Regions from separate parts of the Homo sapiens genome. Here region 1 is linked to region 2. A link is a loop called in an ENCODE intact Hi-C map of the cell type or tissue named here. Cell type or tissue: PC-3. All regions are shown on one strand. Region 1 overlaps SCNN1B (sodium channel epithelial 1 subunit beta). Region 2 overlaps SCNN1B (sodium channel epithelial 1 subunit beta).

Evidence for each region. Peaks named below come from ENCODE experiments on the same cell type or tissue, not always from the same donor. Only the 100,000 strongest peaks of a DNase experiment are listed, where the experiment ranks them.
Region 1: a loop joins it to region 2, with 1.9 times the contacts of the local background. A loop is called at or near these places in 5 of 110 quality-filtered maps.

What each region holds. Positions count from the first base shown.
Region 1 is chr16:23,365,260-23,373,259 of GRCh38, reverse strand. SCNN1B (sodium channel epithelial 1 subunit beta) reads right to left here. Exons shown (of 13, transcript NM_000336.3): 5 at 5,301-5,404; 6 at 1,798-1,961; 7 at 1,377-1,484. Among named protein-coding and RNA genes, the nearest start is that of SCNN1B, 67 kb to the right of the region's middle. RefSeq lists an enhancer at 7,375-7,434 and a silencer at 7,298-7,592. In PC-3, no CTCF peak of the experiment used is centred here; a DNase peak (open chromatin) is centred at 4,559; H3K27ac peaks cover 370 bases.
Region 2 is chr16:23,311,581-23,319,580 of GRCh38, reverse strand. The region is part of intron 1 of SCNN1B (sodium channel epithelial 1 subunit beta); the gene reads right to left. Among named protein-coding and RNA genes, the nearest start is that of SCNN1B, 13 kb to the right of the region's middle. In PC-3, no CTCF peak of the experiment used is centred here; no DNase peak of the experiment used is centred here.

The DNA of each region.
Region 1 (8,000 bases), 54 kb before region 2:
GTGGTCCTGGCTACTAGGGAGGCTGAGGCAGGCGGATTGCTTGAATCCAAGAGTTCGAGGCTGCAGTGAACTATGATGGCACCACAGCACTTCAGCCTGGGTAACAGAGCAAGACCCTGTCTCTCTTTTTTATTTTATTATTTTACTTTTTTGAGACAAGAGTCTCACTCTGTCACTCAGGCTGGAGTGCAGTGGCGTGATATCAGCTCACTGCAACCTCCGCCTCCCGGGTTCAAGCAATTCTCTTGCCTCAGCCCCCTGCACAGCTGGGACTACAGGCGTGTGCCACGACGCCTGGCTAATTTTTTTTTTTTGTATTTTTAGTAGAGACGGGGTTTCACCATGTTGGCCAGGCTGGTCTTGAACTTCTGACCTCAAGTGATGTACCCGCTTCGCACTCCCAAAGTGCTGGGATTACAGGCGTGAGCCACCATGCCCAGCAATCTCTTTTAAAAAAATAATAATAAAGTCCGGGTGCGGTGGCTCATGCCTGTTATCCCAGCACTTTGGGAGGCCGAGGCGGTGGATCACGAGGTCAGGAGTTCAAGACCAGCCTGGCCAACTTGGTGAAACCCCGTCTCTACTAAAAATACAAAAAAATTAGCCGGTGTAGCGGTGGGCACCTGTAGTCCCAGCTACACGGGAGGCTGAGGCAGAGAATTGCTTGAACCTGGGAGGCGGAGGTTGCAGTGAGCCAATATCACGCCACCGCACTCCAGCCTGGGTGACAGAGTGAGACTCCATCTCAAAAAAAAAAAAAAAGGGACTTCTCAGGTAAATTGATGATGCATTTGAACTGGGGTCTGTCAATCCCAATTTCCTCATTCCCAGAATGGGAATGATAATAGTATCTACATCTTAGGGTTGTTGTGAAAGTTAAATGATGTAATATACATGTAAATTACTTACAACAGTGACTGCCTAACACATGGTAACCCTGCTATTATTAGTTTATCAATAAATGCTGCTGTCATTACTATATTGTAGATTCATGGCAGGAGGCAGTTGAAAGATTAAATGACGATGGAATGTGTTCCAGCCCTTCGCACAGCATTTCACACACAATGGAAGCTTGATGGTGTTAGCTGCTATTTTTTGTTTTCATCTTGGGAAACCCCAGAGTAAGATCCCCATAATCCCCTGGGCTTCCCCAGGGGTACACCTGCCAATGTGGGGATGAGAAGTGGCCAACCCTAGGCCCTGGTGAGAGAGCCCAGGAAAGTGACTGGTCCCACAGGCCCGGGGTGCCCCGTGGCAACCTACAAAGGCCCAGCAGAGCCAGACTTGCTGGGGCCAGCTCTCCCGGAGTACTGAGGCCTTGGCCCCATAAACCCGGACAGGGGCCCCGGGGCATGAGGCGTGCACCACCTTCCCACCTGGATGGAGTAGGTCGTGTTGTAGTCACTGTAGAAGTTTTGGACGGGGACCTCAGAACCATTCACGGTGCACGGGCTGTAGGGCTCCCCCATGCGCTGAAGCTTGTCCTGTGTTTAGAGGGGTTGCTTGAGGGGGACACTGGTCACCCCAGGAAGCCCTTTCTGCACCTCCCTTCTATCAAGCATTTGGGGACAGAGGGCTGTGGACCCCTGCAGGTGCCAGGGGGGGCGCCAGAGGGGGCGCCAGAGGGCTCACCTTCCCCTAAAGCTTGGGCCACCCTGGGGGGATTCCAGCCAAAAGGAAGGAAGGCCAGGGCTGGGGGGCCCAGATCCCCTCCTCCCAGGCCAAGGGCAGTTGGCCCTGGACAGGTGGGCTCCCACCCTCAGACCCTCTAGGACTGCCCTTGGGCTCCGGCCATACCACGAGTACCCCGATGGACGTCTCTGTCCCCGACATGGCGTAGATGCCCTCATCTCTGATGAAGGGGTATGACCTCTGCTCGTGAAGCATCAGCCTGACCCCGGCCGTGGACGCAAGGAAGGGGACGTAGTCTTCCTGGCCTATGTCCAGGATCAACTTCAGGCCTGTGGGGAGGGTGGGGTGAGGGCTGCCTGAACTTTCTCCTGAGGCAGAAAGGAGACCCCACTACCCACTTCTCCAAGCTCCCTCCGGCCAGGGGACCTCCAGGGACCGCCAAGGAGGCTGGCTCCACTTTGCAAAAACTCAGTCCTCAAATACTGCTTGCCTTCTGCAAAGCCCCCATCATCTCTAAGGCAGGCTCTTACGTAGCCTCCTCCCTAGGTGTCTCTTGCCTCCCGTGATCTCTTTTCTGATCAGGAGGTAGATCAAGGAGGCATAGCATGGCCACGGCCCACCCATGCCACCCCACCTCACACCACAGGTGCCCTCGCTGTCCCCGTTCAATGCCTCCGAGCTTCTGCACGCCTTCCTCCTGCTATGCCTTTGCAAATGCTGTTCCCTCACTCTGGAATGCTGTTCCTCACTCTGGAGTGCTGTTCCCTCACCTGGAGTGCTGTTCCTTGCTCTGGAATTCTGTTCTCTCACCTGGAATGCTGTTCCTCAATCTGGAGTGCTATTCCCTAGCTCTGGAATGCTGTCTCTGCCCCTTCCCTTCCCCTAGAAACACATGCTCTTCCCTCAGATCTCAACCAGCATCACTTCCTCCAGAAACGTTCTCTGATGGCTCAGACGAGGTGTCAGGGTCTTGGTTGTACACTTTCCTAGCCCCGGAACTTTCCTTCTGAGTACCTGCCTCATTTGTGTGATTGCTCTTTTATTGTCTGTCTTCCTTCCCCTCTTGACTGTTCTCAAGGGAAGGGACTGGACCCAGTCTCCCACGCACCACGGTCCTGAGCTACGTGGAGTTGAGTCCCTCTGGTTAGGACAATAAGGGCTAGTTGAGCACTTGCTACCTGCGGGGTGATGTGCTAAGGGCCTCATTAAACATGAGCTCCTTGGCCGGGCACAGTGGCTCACACCTGTAATCTCAGCACTTTGGGAGGCTGAAGCGGGCAGATCACTTGAGGTCAGGAGTTCAAGACCAACCTGGCTAACATGGTGAAACCTCGTCTCTACTAAAAATACAAAAATTAGCCAGGCATGGTGGCGGCCACCTGTAATCCCAACTACTCGGGAGGCTGAGGCAGGAGAATTGCTTGAACCTGGGAGACAGAGGTTGTAGTGAGCCGAGATTGCGCCACTGCACTGCAGCCAGGACGACAGAGCAAAACTCCATATCAAAATAGAGAAAAAAAAATACAAAAATTAGTTGGGCATTGTGGCGCATGCCTGTAGTCCCAGCTACTTGGGAAGCTGAGGCAGGAGAATCGCTTGAACCCAGGAGGCGGAGGTTGCAGTGAGCCAAGATTGCGCCACTGCACTCCAGCCTGAGCGAGAGTGAGACTCCATCTCCAAAAATAAAATAAAATAAACATGAGCTCCTCGGATGCTCACAAGGGCTGCATGATGGAGGTACTAGTATTGTCCCCATTTTACAGATGGAGAAACTGAGGCACAGAGAAGTGAAGGGACTTGTCTGAGGTCTTCCAGTGAGGAAGTGCTTTTGCTGGGCTTCTGATACAGCAGCTGGCTCCCTGACTATAACCATCTGCCTCTGGGAGTAAGTTGACTGGCACCTCTGTGGCAGTGCTCTCAGCAGCATGGGGGCTAAGTGAAAGGCACTCAGCTCACCTGCCCTCTTGGCCAGCGGCCCCGATGGTCGCTGAATGAGAGCCTGCCTCTTGGTGGTTGCAGAGGTCAGAACCTAGAGATGGGAGGAGGGATCCACTCCCACCTGTGCCCGGCTCACAAGCCGCAAAACCACAGCCAGCCTGAGTCCACCAGCCCCTCTCTAGGGGTCAGTGCAACACATGAGCCCCGAGGGAGGGGGATCCGTCATCCACCATGCCCCACTTCCTCACTTCCATGGACTCCTTCAGCTTCTCTCTGTGTGTCTCTGTCTTTCTTTAAGAACTGTACAGCTGGGCGCAGTGGATCACATCTGTAATCCCAGTACTTTGAGAGGCCAAGGAGGGCAGATTGCTTGAGCCCAGGAGGTCAAGACCAACCTGGGCAACAGGATGAAACCTTATCTCTACAAAAAATTAGCCACCTGCAATCCTAGCTCCTCAGGAGGCTGAGGTGGGAGGATCACCTGAGCCCAGGAGGTTGAGGCTGCAGTGAGCCATGACCGTGCCACTGCACTCCAGTTTGGGTGACAGAGTGAGACCCTGTCTCAAGAAAACAAACAAACAAACTGTACACCAGAGAGGCAGAGAGACTAAGAGACTGTTATGTATTTCTTTTCTTTTTCTAATTTGTATAAATGTAAGGGGTTCAAGCGCAGTTTTGTTACATGGAATTATTATACAGTGGTGAAGTCTAGGCTTTTAGTGTAACCTTCACTGGAATCATATATACTGTACTCATTAATTTCTTGTCCCTCACCTGCCTCCTACCCTCCCACCCTCTAAGTCTCTGATGTCTCTCCTTCCACACTCTATATCCACGTGTGCACATCATTTAGCTCCCACTTACAGGTAAGAACATGCAATGTCTTTTGGTCCATGTATTAACTGCATGATCCTGGACAAGTTGTTTAAAAACTGCTCAGAATACTCAGCATATATGGAGCATTCCCTACTTCCTAGGCAGGTGAAACGATTTACCACATTACATCGTAATGACTCACAAGGCTTATACTATTTACTCATCATCATGGCTCACACGGTAGATACGATTTACTATACTAAATGCTCTGCTCTGCTACTATATACTAATCTATGATTGGGGAAACTAAGGCTTTGAGAAGGTTGCTCTGGAGCTCAGGAACACCACCCAAGTAAATGGTGGAGCTGCAGTGGTGTGATCATGGCTCACTGCTGCCTTGACCTTCCCAGCTCAAGCGATCTTCCTGCCTCAGCCTCCTGAGTAGCTGGGACTACAGGTACGTGCCATCATGCCTCGCTAATTTTTGTATTTTTTTTTTAAGAGATGGGGTTTCACCTTGTTGCCCAGGCTGGTCTCGAACTCTTGGGCTTGAACAATCCTCCTGCCTCGGCCTCCCAAAGTGTTGGGATTACAGGCATGAGCCACCACGCCTGGCTGAAGCTTGAGCTCTTGACCACGAAGCTGTGCTGCTTCCAAGTCCTCACTTTGCTCATCAGTAAAATGGGAACACCAGTTGCTACCCCACGGATTCTGAACATTGTGGGCGGGAATGGCTGAGGAAGCGCCTGGCCTGGCCTCCCCTGGCACACAGTAGAGCCTCGGTAGCAGCCACTCCTCTTGATGCCTTGGTCCCCCCTCAGTCCCACCCTGCAACAGCTGATGGTCTTTCAGTCCCACATTGTGGGGGTGGTTAAAGCCTCATGGCTCTGGCCCCACGATAAACCAAAACTCACCGAATTCAGTTCCAGGGTTGGCCGAAGGAAGTGCCTTCTCTGTCATGCCCCAGTTGAAGATGTAACAGTTGCCATAGTGAGGGTAGAAGATGGACGTGAAGTTCCTAAAAGAAACAGCATCAGCTGCAGGGCAGGTTCCACCACAGGCAATGCCTCCCCCGACTGTCTGCCGTCCACCTTTCATTTCCTCCTTGGAGGGGCTCCGAAAGGGAGAGGCGAGCAACAGGTCATTCTGTCCATCCTCTGGTCCAAACCAGAGGGGAGATTCCCAGGCTCCCTTGGGAAAGCAGGGGAAGAGAGTTTCTCTGGAGTTGGGGCTCAGGCTCTCTGGTTTGGCCATGAGTTATGAAAAAGAACTTTCTGGCCGGGCGTGGTGGCTCACGCCTGTAATCCTAGCACTTTGGAAGGCTGAGGCGGGAGGACCGCTTGAGGCCAGGAGTTTGAGACCAGGTTGGGCAACATGGTGAGACCCTCATCTCTACAAAAAATACAAAAATTAGCCAGGTGTGGTGGTGCATGCCTGCAGTCCCAGTTACTTGGGAGGCTGAGGTGGGAGGAACGCTTGAGCCCAGGAGTTCGAGGCTGCTTGAGCTATGATTGTGCCACTGCACTCCAGCCTGGGTGACAGAGTGAGACCCTGTCTCTAAAACAACAACAAACAACAACAACAAAAATGAAAAAGAACTTTCTCAGATGTTTTCATCTGTCTCGTATACACCTCAAAAGAGGCACATCCATGTCCTCAGCCCCGGAACCTATGAGTGTGACCTTATTTGGAGAAAGGGTCCTTGCAGATGTGCTAAGGATCTCGAGATGAGGTCATCTTGGATTATCCAGGTGGGCCCGAAATCAAATGACAAGCATCCTTAGAAGACACAGAAGAGAGACAGATACAGAGGAGAAGCTCATTGAAGACTGAGGCAGGGGCCTTCAGACACAAGCCGAGGAACTCCTGGGCCCACCAGAAGGCTCAGGGGAGAATTCCTCCTTGCCTCTTCTGATGACTGGTGTGCTGGAGTTCATCAAACTCTGTTCAGTCGAAGTGCATGTTCTCAAGTCTCCAAAGTAAGCAGCTTTAAAAAATATCTCTTGATGTTTCTATGTTGTTCTTTTTTTATTTATTAAAAATAAGAGGAGGTTGGGAGCGGTGGCTTATGCCTGTAATTCCAGCACTTTGGGAGGCCAAAGTGGGAGGATCACTTGAGCCCAGGAGTTTTGTTTGTTTGTTTGTTTTTGAGACAGAGTCTCACTATGTTGCTCAGGCTGGAGTACAGTGGTGTGATCTCACTCCAGGCTGAGGAGAATCTCAGCGATTCTCCTGCCTCAGCCTCCTGAGTAGCTGGGATTACAGGCACCCGCCACCACACCCGGCTAATTTGTGTATTTTTAGTGCAGATGGGGTTTCATCATGTTGGCCAGGCTGCTCTTGAACTCTTGACCTCGGGTGATCCCCACACCTTGGCTTCCCAAAGTGCTGCGATTACAGGCGTGAGCCACTGCACCCAACTGAGCCCAGGAGTTTGAGATCAGCCTGGCCAACGAATTGAGACCCTATCTCTACAAAAAATAAAAAATAAAATAAAATAAAAAGCCAGGAGTAGTGGTGAGTGTCTGTAGTCCCAGCTACTTGGGAGGCTGATGTGGATTGATCACCTGAGCCTGGGGAGGTTGAGGCTGTAGTGAGCTGTGATTGCACCACTGTACTCCTGCCTGGGCAACAGAGTGAGACTCTGTATCAAAAAAACAATAATAATTTGTAAAAAATTAAAAATAAAAACAGGAAGGAATGAGAGTAAGTACATCAAATAATGCACACACATAAAACGTCACCTGCCATGCAGTATTGTCTTTGAAGCCTTATGCTCCACAGCAAACATTCACTGAGTGACTTTTATGGGCCAGGCCTGTGCTGAATCTTTCTGTATTCGTGATCTCATTTAATTCTCAAAATAACCCCACAAGGGCAGGTGTTATTTTCCCGTGTTTTCAGATAAGAAAGCCATTTCCTGTATCTTTTGTCTCAGCTAGTTGACTTGCAGAATGACTTGGGTCCAGGACAGGCTGTGAAATGGGATATGGGGGCCGACCCAAGCTCTGCCACTGTCAACAGATTTGAGCTGCTTACTCAACCTCTGAGCTTGGGTTTCCTCAACGGTGCAAGGGGAAGCAGGAAGAAACCACATTTTTCCACCCAATAAATGTTTGTTGAGGTGGGTGCTAGGCTAGGGACACTGAGCAAAACAAGACAGGGCTGCCTTTTGCAGCTTCCAGTGTGGCAGAGGACAGAGAGTGGAATCCTATCAACCCCCCTCTCCTTCCAAGATGTGACTTCTTTCTTTTTTCTTTCTTTCTTTCTTTCTTTCTTTCTTTCTCTTTCTTTCTTTCTTTCTTTCTTTCTTTCTCTTTCCTTCTTTCTCTTTCCTTCTCTCTTTCTCTCTTTTTCTTTTCTTTCTTTCTTTTTCTTTCTTTTCTTCTTTTTCTTTCTCTCTTTTCTTTCTCTTTCTCCTTCTCTTTCTTTCTTTCTTCCTTCCTTTCTTTCTCTTTCTTTCTCTCTTTTCTTTCCTTTTCCTTCCTTCCTCCCTTCTTCCCTTTCTCTCTTTCTCTCTTTTCTTTTCCTCCCTTCCTCCCTTTTTCTCTCTTTCTCTCTTTTTCTCTCTTTCTCTCTTTCTTGACAAAGTCTTGCTCTGTTGCCCAGGCTGG
Region 2 (8,000 bases):
GTAAATGACTGGGCGGGCTATGTTTCAACCACACTTCACTTATGAACACTGAATTTTGAATTTCATTTGATTTCCATGTGTCATGAAATGTGATTTTTTTTTTTCAACCATGTAAACCATTCTTAACTCACAAGCTGCACAAAAAACAGCTGGTGGATCAAACACCGGCCTTTGGGCCATAGTATGCAGACTGCCAGGCTGGAGGAATTAATTGAGGGCAAGGAAGCCCAGATTGGGCTGGGCGCAGTGGCTCACACCTGTACTCCCAGCGCTTTGGGAGGCCGAGGCAGGTGGATCACGAGGTCAGGAGATTAAGACTGAGACCATCCTGGCTAACACGGTGAAACCCTGTCTCCACTAAAAATACAAAAAATTAGCTGGATATGGTGGCACAGGCCTGTAGTCCCAGCTACGCAGGAGGCTGAGGCAGGAGAATCACTTGAACCCAGGAGGTGGAGGTTGCAGTAAGCTGAGATCGCGCCACTGCACTCCAGCCTGGGCACAGAGTGAGGCTCTGTCTCAAAAAAAAAAAAAACAAAACAAACAAAACCCCCAAAAAACAAAAAACCAGATTGCAGGACTCCTCCTCCTTCCTGGTGTTTGCACACAGAATCACCCCTGCACAATCTCAGAAACCTTAGTAGCACTTGACTATGAAAAGGTTATGTTGACAAGGCCCAATCAAGTACCAGCTTGATCTGGCCCTAGGCCAAAGACTTCAGGTTGGGCCCCAAATCCTCCATGATGCTGGCAGGATTTCAGGGAGCTGCCTTCCTATGGGTGACTCTGCGCCCCACCTTTCTGGCTGGCAATTTCGTTGGCCCTTAGTGATCTTTTACTGTGCAGCAGGCACTGTGCTTAGCTTTACTCACATGATCTCATCTCCTTCTTACAGCCACTCTGAAAGACAGGGAGAGCTAGAATACACTCATGCATATTATTATAGTCTTTATTTTATTTTATTTTTTTCTTTAGACGAAGTCTCAGTCTATTGCCCTGGCTGGAGTGCCTTGGCGCAATCTCGGCTCACTGCAACTTCTGCCTCCCGGGTTCAAGCAATTCTCCTGTCTCAGCCTCCTGAGTAGCTGGGATTACAGGCGTCCGCCACCACGTCCGGCTAATTTTTGTAGTTTTAGTAGAGATGGGGTTTCACTATGTTGGCCAGGCTGGTCTCAAACTCCTGACCTCAAGTGATCCATCAGCCTCGGCCTCCCAAAGTGCTAGGATTACAGGCATGAGCCACTGTGCCTGGCCGCATATTAGTATACACCTGTTTTTTAGACGAGGAGATGGAAGCACAGAGAGGTCAGGTGATTTGCCCAAATCACACAGTGAGAGTAAGTAGCAGAGCAAAATTGAAACCGTGTCTGTTTGCTCCAGAGTCTGCTCTCATAACCACTTTGCTATATTGCCTCCTGATAATCTATATTAAGGACAATCAATAATCCACCACCATCACCAGTCACCACAATGCCCAGACACAATCTTCTCCAGAACAAGCCTTGGGCAGCAAACCTGGGCCGTTTGCCTCTTGATTGGCATTTACACTCAACCTTTCTCTGCCTTGAGCTGCAGCTGGAGCTGAGGCACTCAAAACAGTTCTGTACCTTCTGCAGGAAGAAGGAGGCTGGCAGGGCAGCCCTGTGTGGTTGTGCAGACTGTGCCCTATACAACTCCAAGAAGCATCCTTCATCATGTGTGTAGTCTGTGTGATTGACAATGACATCCCTGGAGTTGGCAGCACACATACCCCACAGGCATTTGTGGCAGCCCTAGAGGCTGGAGGCAAGACACTCAGGATTCCCTGGCACAGCATTGCCCTTCGGTGCTCACCTTTACTGCTATTTAGAAGCAAATCATCAAAAAGGGAGATGAGCCCACAAGGAAATGCCATCATGCATGGTGGAGGTGTGTGCCAGCCGCTCTGGGGAACCCTTTGGGACAGGAGCAGGAAGGAGTTTTCCCTGAGAGCTCCTCCGTGCAGCCTGGAAAAGGATCCTGCTCCCTGCTCTCTCTCAGACCGGATTGGCGGCAGCATCAGCTCTGAACTCTCGACCCTGTTCCACACAAAAGCTCCCCTCCCATCCCTCCATACCCTGGCTCCTTGAGAAGAAAAAAAGGCCCTTGAGTGGTCTCTCCAGTCATGTCCCCACACTGCTCTCCAGTGCCCGTTCTCACGCTGGGCAACACCTACTTCTTGCAATCCAGAGATTGAGCTGCTGGGAACTACCAACCAGACACCCTGAGTGATTCCCTTAACTGCTGCCGCCTTTGCAGAGTGTTTGTTTTTCCCTTTTATGATTTCAGCCAGGCCCTGTGCCAGGGCCTCACAGGCATTAGCTCATGTGCCTCTTACCACAGCCCTGTGAGGAGGAACTGTGATCATCACCATTTTACAGACAAGGCCGCTGAGTTTCAGAGATGTTAGGTCAATTGCCTGAAGTCACACAGCTCAAAAGTGGCAGAGCTAGGAATCAAATTTAGGTCTTTCAGGCTTTAGAGCCCAAATTCTTAGCCATCTTTCTAGGAGATGACGTGTCATCATGTCCTTTGGGTCTGTTACCCCATCTGTGGGCTGCTTCTTGGGTCTGGGAAACCATGTGGGTGACCATAATGTTGCTCTGGTGGTGATGGTGATGATGGTGAGAATGGTGATGGTGATGGTGATAATGGAGGTGATGGTGAGGGTGATGGTGGTCATGATGCTGATGATGGTGATGATAATGGTGATGGTGCTGAGGATGATGATGGTGATGATGGAGGAGATGGTGAGGGTGATGGTGGTGATAGTGATGGTGTTGATGATGGTGATGGTGATGATGGTGAGGATGGTGACAGTGATGACAGAGGAGATGGTGAGGGTGATGGTGGTGATGGTGATGGTGTTGATGATGATGGTGATGGTGATGATGGTGAGGATGGTGATGGTGATGACAGAGGAGATGGTGAGGGTGATGGTGATCATGATGGTGATGATGGTGATGGTGGTGAAGATGGTGATGGTGGTGATGGTGAGGATGGTGATAATGGTTGTGATGATGGTGGTGATGGTGATCCTGATGGTGGTGATGGTGAGGATGGTGATGGTGATGATGGAGGTGATGGTCAGGGTGATGGTGGTGATGGTGATGATGATGATGGTGATGATGAAGGAGATGGTGATGGTGATGGTGGTGATGATGATGATGGTGATGATGGTGAGGATGGTGATGGTGATGATGGAGGAGATGGTGACGGCGATGGTGGTGATGGTGATCATGATGGTGATGATGGTGATGGTGGTGAGGATGGTGATGGTGGTGATGGTGAAGATGGTGATAATGGTTGTGATGATGGTGGTGATGGTGATCCTGATGGTGGTGATGGTGAGGATGGTGATGGTGATGATGGGGATGATGGTGGTGATGATGATGATGGTGGTGATGGTGATGATGGTGATGGTGGTGAGGATAGTGATGGTGGTGATGGTGATAATGGTTGTGATGATGGTGGTGATGGTGATCCTGATGGTGGTGATGGTGAGGATGGTGATGGTGATGGTGGCGATGGTGATGGTGATGATGGGGATGATGGTGGTGATGATGATGATGGCGATGATGGTGAGGATGGTGATGGTGAGAGGTGATGAGGGGAATGGTGGTGATGGTGACTATGAGGATGGTAATGGTGATGATGATGGTGATGGTAAGGATGTACCTACTTGATAGGGTTATTATGTGCAGATTAAATGAGAGGACTCAGGCAAAACATTGCTCCCTATGCCTGTACTTCGTTTAAGAGACAGGGTCTCACTCTGTCACCAAGGCTGGAGTGCGGTGGCACGATCACGGCTCACTGCAGACTTGAACTCCTGGGCTCAAGTGATCCTCCCACCTCAGCCTTCCAAGTAGCTGAGACTACAGTTGCCACAACATGTGGCTAATTAAGAAAAAGAATTTATAGAGAGAGTCTCACTATGTTGCCCAGGCAGGCTGGTCTCAAACTCCTGGGCTCAAGCAATCCTCCCACCTTGGCCTGCCAAAGTGCAGGGATTACAGGCGTGAGCCACTGCACTAGGCTCCCATGCCTGTTCTATAGTAAGTGCTTATACATGCTGGGTCAGCTGGGCTCCCTGTGCCCTTGGCCTCCAGAATGGGTTTCATGGCATCGCAGTTTATTAAATAAACATGTTATTTGCCAAACACCAGGTGGAAGGCATGAATCAGAGACAAGAAAGGGAAAGAATGGTGACTTTTTTTTTTTTGAGACAGACTTTCGCTCTTGTTGCTCAGGCTGGAGTGCAATGGTGCGATCTTGGCTCACTGCAACCTCTGCCTCCCAGGTTCAAGCGATTCTCCTGCCTCAGCCTCCTGAGCAGCTGGGACTACAGGCATGCACCATCACACCTAGCTAATTTTACATTTTTAGTAGAAACGGGGATTTCTCCATGTTGGTCAGGCTGGCCTCAAACTCCCAACCTCAGGTGATCCGCCCGCCTTGGCCTCCCAAAGTGCTGGGATTACAGGCTTGAGCCACCGCACCCAGCCGGTGGCATGTTTTTCTCTTAGCCCCTTCTGTTTCCTGCTCTGTCTCCATTTCCTGCCAACCTCTGAAATCCAGCTTTGTTTTTCCAGGCCCTGGTCTGGGCCACGCGTTCCCCACCTTGTGCCAGAGTTGGGCTGGCATAGTAGATGGCCTTGGATCCAAAACCTTGGGAGGGAGGCCCAGGGTCCATGGTCCCCTCAGCCCCTACAAAGGCCATCTGGCAGTAGGAAGCCAGGCCTCCAGGGAAAATTGAAGGCTGGGAATGTGGCGCCCTGAAGGCAAGGGGCTGAGTACCCTCTTTGTTGGGGGAGATTACAATCTTCACCCTCACAGTGACCCAGGGTGGTTCCTGGCATTGTGAAAAGCCGAAACCTTACACTTGGCTGTGGGTGAACCAAAGGCTTCGAGAGCCATGTCACAGAGAAAAAAATTCCCCTCCTCCTCCACACTCACCTCTCAGACGACACCAAGAAGCTGAGGAGAGGCAAGCTGGGGTGAACAGAGTGGGATCTACAGTCAAACTGCTTGGGTTTGAATCCCAGACACACCATTTGCTAGCTCTGTGTGACCTTGGGCAAGTTACTTAAGCTCTCTGAGCCTATTTTCTTTTCTGTGAAATGCAGACAATTACATTACCTGTTTCACTGGATTGTTGTAAAGATACATTGAAATCCTGCAGTGAGAGAGCTCAGTTTCTCTGTGTGTAAAAGGGGGATAATAATTGTACCTGGCCGGGCGTGGCAGTTCACGCCTGTAATCCCAGCACTTTGGGAGGCCAAGGTGAGAAGATTGAGTGAGCCCAGGAGTTCAAGACCAGCCTGGGCAACATGGCCAAACCCTGTCTCTACCAAAACAAATAAAATAAAAAAGTTAGCTGGCCGTAGTGGTGTGCACCTGCAGTCCCAGCTACTGGAGAGGCTGAGGTGGGAGGATCGCTTCAGCCTGGGATGTTGAGGCTGCAGTGAGCTGTGATTGAGCCACTGCATTCCAGCCTGGGCAACAGAGTGAGACCCTATCTCAACAAACAAGGAAAATGTAAAAATAATATTAATAATTAAAAAACTGTACCTACCCCCATATGGTTGCTGAAAGAATTCAATGAAAGAATGCACATGCCTGGCATGTAGTCATACTTAAAAAATGCTGCTGGCCGGGTGCATGGCTCATGTCTGTAATCCCAGTACTTTGGGAGGCCAAGGTGGGCAGATCACGAGGTCAAGAGATCAAGGCCATCCTGGCCAACATGGAGAAACCCTGTCTCTACTAAAAATACAAAAATTAGCTGGGCGTGGTGGCGCGTGCCTATAGTACCAGCTACTTGGGAGGCTGGGGCAGGAGAATGGCTTGAACCCAAGAGGCAGTGGTTGCAGTGAGCCGAGATCGTGCCACTGCACTCCAGCCTGGTGAAAGAGCGAGACTCCATTTCAAAACAAACAAACAAACCACACACAAAAATCGGTGCTTATTTTTATTATTATACTGTAGGGGAGAGAGCCATTTGGGCCCTATCAGAGTTGATTTGGCAAACGATAGCATGTGTTGAAAAAGAAACTGAGTCCAGTTCAGTCCTTGTACGTAAGGCAAACAAAACAACGGGGTTCCCAGACAAGGTGACCACACCTCCTCAAGTGAATGAGATCCTTTGTAGAGGGGTCTTCAGGATAGGGTTTTTAGCCAGCTGGATCATAAGATCCAACAAGAATACAGCCCTGCCCATTTCAGGCCCAGCCACCATTTGTGGGGCCCTACTGGTAGTTCAAGATTAGGGGTGAAGATGGGGAGGGGACCAGAGAATGGGGGTCCATGGAATTTACTGGAGGATGAGAGATGTGGCTGGGTCACCACTGTATTTTCAGTGTCTAGCCCAATGCTGATATGCATCCATCCATCCATCCATCATTCATTCATTTATTCATTCAATAAACGTTCACTGAGCATCTACTGGGAATTTGGACAATAGCAGTAAACAAAACACATAAAACCTTTCCTCTAAGTGTTTCAGTTCCTGTGAACTAGTGTTATAGCACTCAGGAAACACTCCCTAAATACTTTTTGAATGAATGAATGAATTGCAAAGAGAACTGCTTTGTATTGGGAAAGAAAGTATCTTCTGCCTTCCCACCCAAATGTAGGAAAATGTGCAGCCTCCTTCCCCTCCACCACAGCTCTTCACCAGGTTCTGCTTTCTGTGAGGGTTGGGGAGGGGAATCTGCCCAGTGGGCTCACCATCCTGTGGCCAGGATGGCGCCACTCTCTATCATCTGGTGCCAAGGGATCGGGGGAGGTGAGGCCCAGCTAGGCTCCTCTTCCAACAGCCGGCGACTTGTAACCAACCAGATTGTCATCCACTCAGACATTTGCCCTCTCTCCACTCACCCAAGGCCCTGATTCTGAGATTTCAATTTTCCCTGAATTCTGCAGATAAAGCTGTTTCTGGCTTCTCAGCCCAGAGTTCTCCCATCATGGCCCTACCCTCATCCCTTCTCCAAGCAGGGCAGGACCAGCATAGCAGCCATTTGGAGGTTATCAGAGCAATAGCCAGGGTGGGTCCAGTGCCTGGGGGTCAGCATGCTGTGCACTTGGCTTGCTAATGCCTCACGGTCCCCTCAAATTCCCCCCACCAAGTTATCCCATGGACTGGTGGGGGTCCACCTGTCCTGCAACTGAGCTCCAACTCCAGTCTGCCTGACTCCCAAACTCTTAACTGTTAAACAAACAGCCTGTCCTGGTACAGCTAAGGAGACTGGGAGACTTCTGCACCCAAATCTTGCCCTTAATGCTTTAAGGAGCCAGGCGAGGTAGCTCATGCCTATAATCCCAACACTTTGTGAGCTCGAGGTGGGAGGATTCCTTGAGCCCAGGAGTTTGAGACCAGCCTGGGCAATATAGTGAGACCCTGTCTACAAAAATGAAAGAAAGGAAAGAAAATGTTTTAAGGACAGGAATCGGCTCCCCAGACAGCCTGGGGTAAACCAGAACTCCCCTGGTCCCTTCTCCTAGGGCAGGCAAAGCTCTGCCTCCAATGTAGTGGGGTAATGAAGGCCTCCCCCTCCCTACATCAGCCTCTGCTCCCCCACCGCACCCCCAAATGCAACCAGGGAGGGAGGGTGGGTGTTGGGTGCTGGAGGCAGGGGTCTCTGCCCTGTACAGGCCCATGGCCATCTCTTGGGGCTTTCTCTGTCTTCCTAAATCTCCCCCTCTTCCCTATCTCCTTTCCTCTCCAACACTCCCCTCCTGGCCCCATTAATGAGCCAGGCATGTATCAGACATGTTTCTAAACTTTTCACATTTCCCCTCCCCACCAATCTCTAAAACAATCCTTGAAAGCTGCCTTGAAGTCCACAGCCTCAGACCCCAAGCCTCTTCATGGTCTCGCTCCCTAACCCAACCTGCCAAAGCCTCTCTCCAACTCCTTCTTGCTGGGGTGCAAACTTAGTCCTTGAGAAAGACAAAGGTAATCCCTCCTGGGGTAGGGG